Regions from separate parts of the Mus musculus genome. Here region 1 is linked to region 2. A link is a loop called in an ENCODE intact Hi-C map of the cell type or tissue named here. Cell type or tissue: left cerebral cortex. All regions are shown on one strand.

Region 1 (5,000 bases), 170 kb before region 2:
GAGACTGACTCCGAAAGGTAGAAAGCAATCAAGAAAGACACCTGGCGTCAATCTCTGGCCTCCACACACAAACACACCACACTCATGCTGAGAAAAGAAAAACAAAAAAAGAACTTGCCCTGAGATATGGCAGTTTAGTTTTGGATCTTGGTCTAGCATTTACTTGCTCTGAGAGCTTAGGTAAATAATTTACTGTTTGTTAACTGCATTTTTAACGTTACAAAGCAAGATGATAATCCTAAGCACCTTGGAAGACTGTTGGTATGTGGTCCAGTGAAGTGCCGAGTGTATTCTGTGGCACCTACAAATGTTGGCTCTTACTCTCCTTTTATAATGTTCTTGAGCATTGATGGACACATGGTGCTTTAGCTTATGTTTGCCAAGGCATGACTGAGGTGCTGGATTTGGAGTCATTTTGCTGAGTGGGGAAGGGTTTGTGAAGTGCAAAGGTTGATGGGAAATGAAGCTTGACGGGAAAGTGGAAATAAAATGGAACCCACTGTCTAGGGCTGTAAAGTTTTAGGAGAAATGATCAGAGTAAGGTAGTGAGTAGATTGTGTGTGTGGATCAGGAGAGAATAGAGGTGGAGAACCAAGAAGCCAGGCTTGAGCTCAGATTGGACAGTAAATATGAACAAAGTTACTTTACTCAGGATGTTGTAGATGTAGCAGTGGGTAGAGCACTGTCTAGCATCCATGAAGCCCTGGGTTCCCTCCCCAGCACTGCATACAACAGGTATGATGGCTCACTCCTGTAATCTCAGCACTCAGGAGGTGGAGGCAGGAGACTCAGAAGTTAAAGATCGTCCTCAGCCCAGGGCTACAAAGTATGACCCGGTCTTAAATGATTCACTCTGGTGTTTGGAGACTCAGTGCATATGAGGAGGGAGAGTCAAAGAAGGCAAGATATTAATTTAAGCCTGTGCAGGTGAGATAGCAGAGGAATGGCTCCCTGAGCTAGCAGGGGTGCCTCTTCTGTGTGTATAGTTCAACGCACCTCCTAGTGTAAGCTAGACTAATCAGAAGGCAGTGTCTTCTTGAAGGTGAGTAAAACATTAACCAACAGAGTTAATAAATGGAGTGGGAGTTGTTCACGGCAGGAGTGGAGTCCATTGGTCATGGCCCACGCTTAGGTTCAGATGACTAGAAACAAGGGAAATGCACCACTAACAGGAAGAATGCAGCAGGGCCAGAATAGAAGAATGTGTCCTGAAGGTGGGAACCCTCGAATGCTGAAGTTGTGTGTATTGGAGATTCGTTAACAGTAATTGAGGAAAACCAGAATCACCTCCAGGTAGTGCTACGCTGGCCTTTGTGTGTGTGGGGGATGGAAAGAAATCACCACTGAACAGAAACAACTGAAAACAACAGCCTGTGGGGGAGATTGTCTAAACTGCCACGGAGGGCTAGTGCCTTGGCTGAGCAAGTAAAGGTACTTGCTGCCTTAGCCTGGTGGATGTGAGGTCAGTCCTCCAGACCCACATGGTAGGAAAATCTCAAAAGTTAACCTCTAACTTCCAGTAGCTCACTGTGGTATGTGTATGTGTATGTATGAGTACACAAAAATATCATTTAAAATAAAATTATTTAAACCTAGTCCCAAAACTTGCATACCTGTTCTGTTCTTGATGTTTTATATATTACTACTGAAAGCTAGATTTTGGCTGCTTTGTGGGTTCTTTTTTCTTCCATGCCTTTTCCACCCTTTCAATCCCCTAAGATAGGAGAGAAAAGACAATAGAGGAGGAAAAGTGGACAATATTAAAATTAGACTACTTCCTACTCATTAGGGGCATCAAGTTCCCTGGGCCAATCTTTACTGTCAAAGATATCTAATTTCTTCTTGTTTCTCTGTTGCAAATTACTAAATAACAAACCCTGACCAACAACAACCAACAGCAAACAACCAACAACCCATACCACCTCTTTATGCCCTAGCATTTATAAGGCTTCTGAAAGGTCCCCAGAATTCCAAGCATCACACTGTCAGCAGAAAGTATCACATTTATGCTGAATACAAGTCAAATAATAGCTGCTGTGGAAAATCTAAAGCAGCCCCATATTCCATACCTGGGATTAAACAAAAACATTCTCATATTTCTTTTCTTTAATCCCAGCACCCGGGAGGCAGAGGCAGGTGGATTTCTGAGTTCGAGGCCAGCCTGGTCTACAGAGTGAGTTCCAGGACAGCCAGGGCTATACAGAGAAACCCTGATCTCGAACAAAAAAAAAAAATTTATTATGTATACAGCATGCTGCCTTGCATGCATGCCTGCAGGCCAGAAGAGGGCACCAGCTCTCACTATAGATGGCTATGAGCCATCATGTAGTTGCTGGGAATTGAACTCAGGAGCTCTGGAAGTGCAGCCAGTACTTTTAATCTCTTGAGCCACCTCTCCAGCCCCAAATTTCTGTTTTCTAAAGAAACCAAAACTCCAGAATTGTCACTACACTACAGTCCATGATCCCATTTCTACCAAGTCTAATCAGTATTTTTAAGTGAGAACCATACAATTATAGATGCTTTCCTAGTTTAAAAGTATTGGTTTGCTCTGAGGATATAGCTCAGTACTACAGCATGTACTCTGGTTGTGGTTCCCAGCCTTGTATAGCGTAAAAGTTAACTTAACCTAAAAAGCTCTTGCTTTAACTCATTGTGAAACAGTTAGATGGTCAATTTACAAAGCCTTTTGTTTTTGCTTTGTTGGGCTTTTCAATTAGTTTTAAGTCATGCTAACTTATTTCTTTGTGTGCAGTCAGGTGAGTGTGTGGAGTACAGCTTCCAGAAACCTGTTCTTTCCACCATGCCGGTCGCAGGGATCTCCTTAGACCGTCAGGCTTAAGGGCAAATGCCTTTACCCACTGAGCCATCTTGCTGGCCCCAAGACGCTTGGTTTTGGTGGCTGTAGAAGTAAAGACAATGCTTTCAAAGACCAGTGGGTTCAGAGGGGAGAACTGCCATTACCATGCTCAGCAATTCATGAATTACGCTCCATGCTAAGTAGTTGTTATCAAGATTCAAATTTCCACAAGTCTATTTTCATTTTCCATGATTTTTTAAAACAATTCAATTAATATCTGTTGAATACTTCTGATAGTGTTACAACAAACATGGTGGTAGGGATTACAAATCACATAATTGCCCCTACTTTTTTTTCTTTTTAAAGACTGGTCTAGCAAACTTTATATGCCCCAGTACAGGGGAACACCAGGGCCAAGAAGTGGGAGTGGGTGGGTAGGAGAGCGGGGGTGGGGGTGGGGGTCAGGGAGGGTATAGGAGACTTTTGGGATAGCATTTGAAATGTAAATGAAGAAATTACCTAATAAAATTGGGGAGAAAAAAGTTTAAATAATAAAATCACGGAATGCTATAGTGAGCGTTAAGGACAAATAAAAATGTAAAAATTAAAAAAAAAAGATTTTTTTTCAAAGATTTATTTATTACTATACATACGTACACTGAAGCTGTCTTCTGACACACCAGAAGAGGGCGTCAGATCTCATTACAGGCGGTTGTGAGCCACCATGTGGTTGCTGGGATTTGAACTTAGGACCTTCAGAAGAACAGTCGGGTGCTCTTACCCGCTGAGCCATCTCTCCAGCCCATCTTTTAGAGATTTATTTATTTATTATATGTAAATACACTGTAGCTATCTTCAGACACTCCAGAAGAGGGCGTCAGATCTTACTACGGATGGTTGTGAGCCACCATGTGGCTGCTGGGATTTGCACTCCGGACCTTTGGAAGAGCAGTCAGTGCTCTTAACTGCTGAGCCATCTCTCCTGCCCGGTTGTCCCTACTTTTAATAGTAGAGGGGACAAATCCAATCACAGTGCCCCTGACAAGTATAAGAGTCCTCGTATCCTCAGGCTTGGCAATTAGAGCTTTAACCACAGAGCCATCTCGCCAGCCCCTCCCATGTACAATTTAAAGTGTCATAAAACATGTAAGGTTTCCAAAAATCCTGACTAGTTTTTGCAGAATAACCAAAAAGTTGAAGTTTGCTATTACTAAAGATTTCAGTTTGAAGCCAGGGAGGTAGCTCAGCAGGTAAACATACTTGCCACCAAGCCTGACAACTTGAGCAATCCCCAGGACACTTACGGTAGAGGAGTCCTATGACCTCCACACATGTACTGTGGCATTCGTGAGTGTGAGTACATGTTAAACATAAATAAAAGACAAAGTTCCATTGACATTCTTCATTTGGAAGAATTTTTAAATGAGGTATAAAATAGTTCCAAGTTTGTTTTTTAAAGGCTTATTTGTGCCTGCTGTTGTCTACGTGTATGCCAGATACATACAACTCACATCTTGTGATATGGGTGTCAAAATTTAAACCCAGACCTCATCATGGCACAGCAGGTTTTTGCAACTACAGAGACATCGCTCCAGCCCCATAGTTCCAAGTTAATATTAGAAGTGACATCAAGGCTAGTGCAGCTCTATAGTGGTTTTCTCCTTTATTTTTAGAAACATTCTTAGCATCTTCATGTGTATCCTTATATGAAGGGTTAGTAGCACGGGTCACTTTGTATGGGCCCTACATACAGGGCCAGAAGGCAGCCTGGGGTGTTTGCTAGTCCTCGGGTGCTGTCTACTTTGGTCTTCCACTCGCCCAGAGCTTACGGAGAGTGCTAGACTGGCAGGCCTGTGAGCCTAGGGATCCACTATTTTCTGCTCCCTGGTAAATTTTTTATTAATTCTCCCCCCTTCCCCCTTAACTTCAGGAATAGTGGAGGAACCAATAGAAGACAGCTGCTAGGACAGAAACTGCAGCCTGACCCTGTTGGACCCCACCAGTTCACTGAGCCTGAATGATGACTGCTGAGTCAAGGGAAACCACAGGTCTATCCCCACAGGCTGCACAGGAGAAAGATGGTATAGTTATTGTGAAGGTAGAAGAAGAAGATGAAGAAGACCACATGTGGGGGCAGGACTCTAGCCTGCAGGAGACACCACCACCCGACCCAGAGGTATTCCGCCAACGGTTCAGGCGC
Region 2 (5,000 bases):
AAGCAGGGCATGGTGGCACAGGCCTTTAATCCCAGCACTATGGAGGCAGAGTCGTGTGGATCTCTGAGTTCAAGGCCAGCCTGGTATTAAAATATTAAAGTCCAGCAATCAAAAGCCTCCCTTTGGTCACCTTAATTATCATGTCTAATCAAAACAAAGCAACTCATTCTATCACAGGTTTCTTATTTTACTTTTATAAACTGCCATTTGCCTAAGGACCATGCCTGTCTCCACTTTATCCAGAGGTAGTCACTTTGTCTGGAGCAAATATTTCTTTCCCCTCTCCCTTGTCTTCTATCCACACTCTTTGTCCCTCTGGAGCAAATAAATCTCTCCTTTGTGTTGGGAACTTGGTCCTGGTGTGTCCTGTGCAAATTCCAGTCTTTTCAAACAGAACATCAAAAGCAAAAATCTTGTACCTGTCAGTGAATGGTGGAGCACACCTTCAATCATAGAACTTCAGAGGCAGAGGCCAGAGGAGCTCTTTGGGTTCTAGGCTAGCTTAGTCTACATTAGTGATATTCTGTCTCAAGAATGACCAATCAACCAACCAACCAACCAACCAACCAACCAACCAACCAACCAATTAAGCCAACAAGCAAATTGCCCTTGACAACAGCTGCCAGGTAAACCATTTCCAACAGAGATCCCCAGGGCTCACGCATGGTAAAAAAGTTCCTGCAATGTTATAGAGAAGCTGAATGCTCAGTCATGGTGTGAAAACGTAATCCAGAACTCCAGCTAGCAACCTCAGCCTCTCCAGGTTGGTTTTGGATGGATGTCTGTAAGCTCCCAATTTCATGATTTCTGTTCTTTTACTTAGAAGCCTTCCCTGAAGAAACTCTCTGCTCTGCCCAGAACTCTGTCTGTTCGTAGTTGTCTTAAAGGGACTTCCTCAGGTAGTTTTGGCTGGATACTTGGATACTTGAGTACCTGATTTGATGGAAATTGATGTGCTTCTCTCTCTCTCTCTCTCTCTCTCTCTCTCACTCACTTTATAAAGTCACTCGTTCAAAATAAAAATTGTGGCTACTGTAGACCATTCTCTGGATTGTACAAAGCAGCTGTTGATATTTGTATACCCACTTCAGAGCAATGGTGCCAAGCACCTTTGCCCGCTGAGCCACTTTGCCAGCCCTACTTCAATTTTTTGGTCATGATGATTGAATCTGGGGCCTATGCATGCTAGGCAAGTTTTGAAACGATAGCTACAGCCTTGCCTCATTTTCTCTAATTAGCTGCTGCTTCTACAAGATGATTTGGGGTGGACGACTTTCTTTGTTTAGTGCTGTGGGTACAGACCCACACCCAGTATGCATAAGGCCCTGACTTTGCTTCTTGGCACTGAAAATAAATGGGGTGGGGGATATAATTCACTAATTTAGTGTACAACTTAGTAACTTCGGCACATTCACAAAGATATGCAGACTTCAATATGAATTCCAAAAAGCTTAAATCACATGCCCTGCCATACCCTCATTAATAAGCACTTCCTATTTTTTCTTGCCCCACTACCAACTAGTAATTGCTTTCAGTTTTTCTGTATTTGCAAGAAGTGTATGTGTTTTAATCAGGATCTTGGTAGGTAGCTCAGGCCTCAGTCTGGCACTGAACTCCCTATTCAGCCCAATCCTCGGCCTCTCAGGCTTTAAACTAGGATTACAAGCATTCGGCAATAGTCACAGCTAAGCGTCTTACATAGATGGGACCACATAATATATAGCCTTATGAACCTGCCCTTTCACAACCCGTCCTTTTGGTTGGGTCTGAGCCTCTGAAGGCTGAGTGGTCTCTGAAGCCATCTCCCTGGCCTGCTTTCTCTTGTTTTGGAGATTCTCAAGCTGCATTTGGTGTCAGGACATTATCATCTTGTATTGATCTTACACTACTGTGTGTACACAGCAAATTTGATTTACTCATTCATAGCCATATTTGGGCCGATCCACTCTTAACACATATACTCAAGGCAGAAAGTTAACACGTGAACAGCTTTTCACGTGTAAACCAAACCATCGTCTTTCACATTGGTACATTAGTTTCTCTTTTCAGGTTGAACAGTGACACCTAAGACTCCTCTTACATCACCGGACTGTTCTACTTTCTTCTTGGAAGCCACCGGCAGATGCATATTCCTATTGCAAAGGATAGAAGCAGTGCACGTTCGTGTGGCGACACTGCCCCGCGACTCTCCGGACAACTCTCGCAGGCAAATCCTGAGGGGCGGGGAAATGCAACCAATCCACGAATGTGTTCGGAAAGCGGGGCTCCGCAGTGGTTGATAAAGTATAATGACATACCCGCCATCCAATCCTCAAGCGAAGGGCTGGGCTACAGTCAGCTGGTGAAACCACCTGACCCGAGCCTGGAGCCGGAAACTACCTATCCGGCAGACTGCTTACACTGCACCTACGGCTGCGATGGTGAGTGTGGACGCATGCGCGGGTGTGCACGCCTGCGGTTCCGCGTCCCTGTTTTCCGAGCTTCTGTTGCCACCTTATGGCTTGCATTTCACTGTCACCTCCAGTCCACCCTGGGACCGAAAGGGAACAGAGATGGGAGGGAAGCGACAGGGAGGGCTGGAGAAGGAAGGCTCCGCTACCGGGTGTTCTGCAGCGGGGGAGTAGTCTAGATGGCACAAGGGGCGGGGCATAAGGGGACTGGAGTGGGAAGGGACATGAGGAGGGGTTGAGGGGCTAGGAAGGCCTCCTGGGTCACCTACATGACAAGTGGAAGAGCTCAGAGGTCCAATAGTGACCGTGGATGGAGACTCAGTGTTACAAGCCATTATGAGGGCCTTGGAAGGCTCATATCCAGGAGGGAGATGGGTTTGCAAGGCTGTCATGATTCTCCTTGTCTCTTTACCCTCTAGACTTCCGCACTGACCCAAGGGCTGGAGCGAATCCCAGACCAGCTTGGCTACCTGGTGCTGAGCGAAGGTGCAGTGCTGGCGGTGCGTTGTGGGAAAGCAAAGCGTGGGGTGGAGGGTGTGTGTGTGTGTGTGTGTGGGGGGGTCCTTTGGGGACACACAGCCCAGAAATCCCTTCAAATATTTCCAAGTTGTCTCTTTTTGTCTTCTCTGTGGTTCCTTGCTTGCCATATAGTAAGCTTTATGTAGTATTTGGATATGTGGTATAAAAGCTAATTACCAAAAGGTTGGGGAGGTAGCTTAGTACGGAGAATGAGTTGCCTAGCATGCACAGAGCCTTCTCTTCAATCCCAATACTGCATAAAACCAAACAGAGTGTAGTCCCAGCACTTGGAAGGTGGAAACAGTGGGTTAGATGTTCAGGCTTATCTTTGGCTACATATCAAATTCAATCACAACCTGGACTACATGTAACTCAGCCTCAAAAAACAACAAACAAACCATTACCCAAGTTATACAATTAGTTAGTTAGTTGTAGTTTGTTTTTATTTGTTAAATTCTTGTAGGGACGCACGTATGGGTGCCACAGGGGGTGAAAGTTCGAGGACACTTTGGAGTGAATTCTCCTGCCATGTGGGTCTTGAGGATTGAACTCAGGTCATCAGGCATTGAGGCAAGCACTTTTATGCTCTGATCCATTTTTGCCTGCCTCTAGAATTTTGGGGGGTGAGGTGGGGTGGGGTGGGGGCAAGACTTCTCTAGAGGCAGGAATTGAGCTACGCTGCAAGGGCAGAAAATTGTGAAAGAGAAAAGAACCCTCAGGGTTGGGAGCCGGGCATGCTTGCCTGAGTGTGCCAGTGCCCGAGTTGGCCGTGGTTTTGTGTTGAAACCATTTGAAGAGGAAGGATGCTGTGGTAAGACTGATACTGAACTTCCTGCGGCTAGCTTCAACATCTTTCGACAAATCTTGAGGGTTAAAGGGTTTTAAAACAACTGTGACTCACAGAAATGGTGTAGCACAAGTGTCCCAGGAGAGCCATATAAGCAGGAAACTGGACTGGTAGCAGTGAGGAGCAAGGACAGAAGACATTTTAGCTTATGTTTTTAGTGCCTGCACGGGTGTGTGCCCATGCATGTGCTGAAGCCATTGTAGGGCATTAGAGACCCACTCTCACCACTCTCTCTGCCTTATTCCTTAAGGCAGGGTCTCTGAACCCGTACCTAGACTGGCGGCCTTGAGCAAGCCTCAGCAGTCCACATGGCTGTACACCCACAGTGCTGGGATTCCAGGTGTGAGTGTGGTCATTCCTGACGGATTTGAACTCAAGTCCTCTTGCTTGTACAGCAAAAACTCTTATCCACTGAGCCACCCCCACAGCCCAGAGATAATTACTAGGTAAAGTACTTCTACATGTACTCTACCTTTCTGAAGTACTTATCCAGTAGGACTCTGAACAGGGGAAACCAGAAAAATACTATGGTACCTGAACAAATAAGACATCAAGAAAGGAAGCTGACCAAGGAGGTAGCTAAGGAGAATTTTGATGGCCTGACTGTAGACACCGAGTGAGATGGAATGCTATCGGTTGTAGTACATTTATTATGTAGGCACTGTTATGTTTTCATTGTTTTCTCATGAGACTTTCACAAGCGCAGAATATAGGCCCAGTATACAGCTGGAGATACCGAGAGCAAAAGGAACTAAATCTAGTTAAGGACCCATTTAGAAGCGGTGGGAAGAGGATGTTGAAACAGTCTGTTCTACTGTCCAGAGGACGTCTGGACTACTGTCTTGTTATTTGCCCAAGGGTTAGCCAGAGGGAAAACTTTAAAGACAAAGTGGGTGTTTCTGCTTCATAGCCTACAGACAGGACAAGTGGGAAGACTGAGTAACAGGTAGAACCTTCAAAGACTGAGCAGTTAGCTCAGTGATATAACATCTGCCTAAAATCCTTCGTGAGGGGCTGTGGGCGTGGCTCAGTAGTAAAACACTTGCCCAGGAGTCTCCCACTGAGGCGCTGGGGGTGTGGCTCAGTGGTAGAGCCCCTGCCTAGAATCCCCCAGTGAGGGGCTGGGGTGTGGCTCAGTGGTAGAGCCCCTGCCTAGAATCTCCCACATGAGGGACTGGGGACCT

The links. A loop is a pair of places that touch in the nucleus more often than their neighbours do. Peaks named below come from ENCODE experiments on the same cell type or tissue, not always from the same donor. Only the 100,000 strongest peaks of a DNase experiment are listed, where the experiment ranks them.
Region 1: a loop joins it to region 2, with 4 times the contacts of the local background. A loop is called at or near these places in 1 of 42 quality-filtered maps.

What each region holds. Positions count from the first base shown.
Region 1 is chr5:138,088,190-138,093,189 of GRCm38, forward strand. It overlaps Zkscan1 (zinc finger with KRAB and SCAN domains 1), which reads left to right. Exons shown (of 6, transcript NM_133906.4): 2 at 4,731-5,000. The coding sequence starts at 4,818. Among named protein-coding and RNA genes, the nearest start is that of Zkscan1, 5.6 kb to the left of the region's middle. In left cerebral cortex, CTCF peaks have their summits at 2,285 (motif pointing right) and 3,631 (motif pointing right); no DNase peak of the experiment used is centred here.
Region 2 is chr5:138,253,384-138,258,383 of GRCm38, forward strand. It overlaps Lamtor4 (late endosomal/lysosomal adaptor, MAPK and MTOR activator 4), which reads left to right and starts at 2,099. Exons shown (of 4, transcript NM_001081108.2): 1 at 2,099-2,420; 2 at 2,870-2,950. The coding sequence starts at 2,418. In left cerebral cortex, a CTCF peak has its summit at 2,491 (motif pointing left); DNase peaks (open chromatin) are centred at 2,321 and 3,772; H3K4me3 peaks cover 1,866 bases; H3K27ac peaks cover 1,264 bases.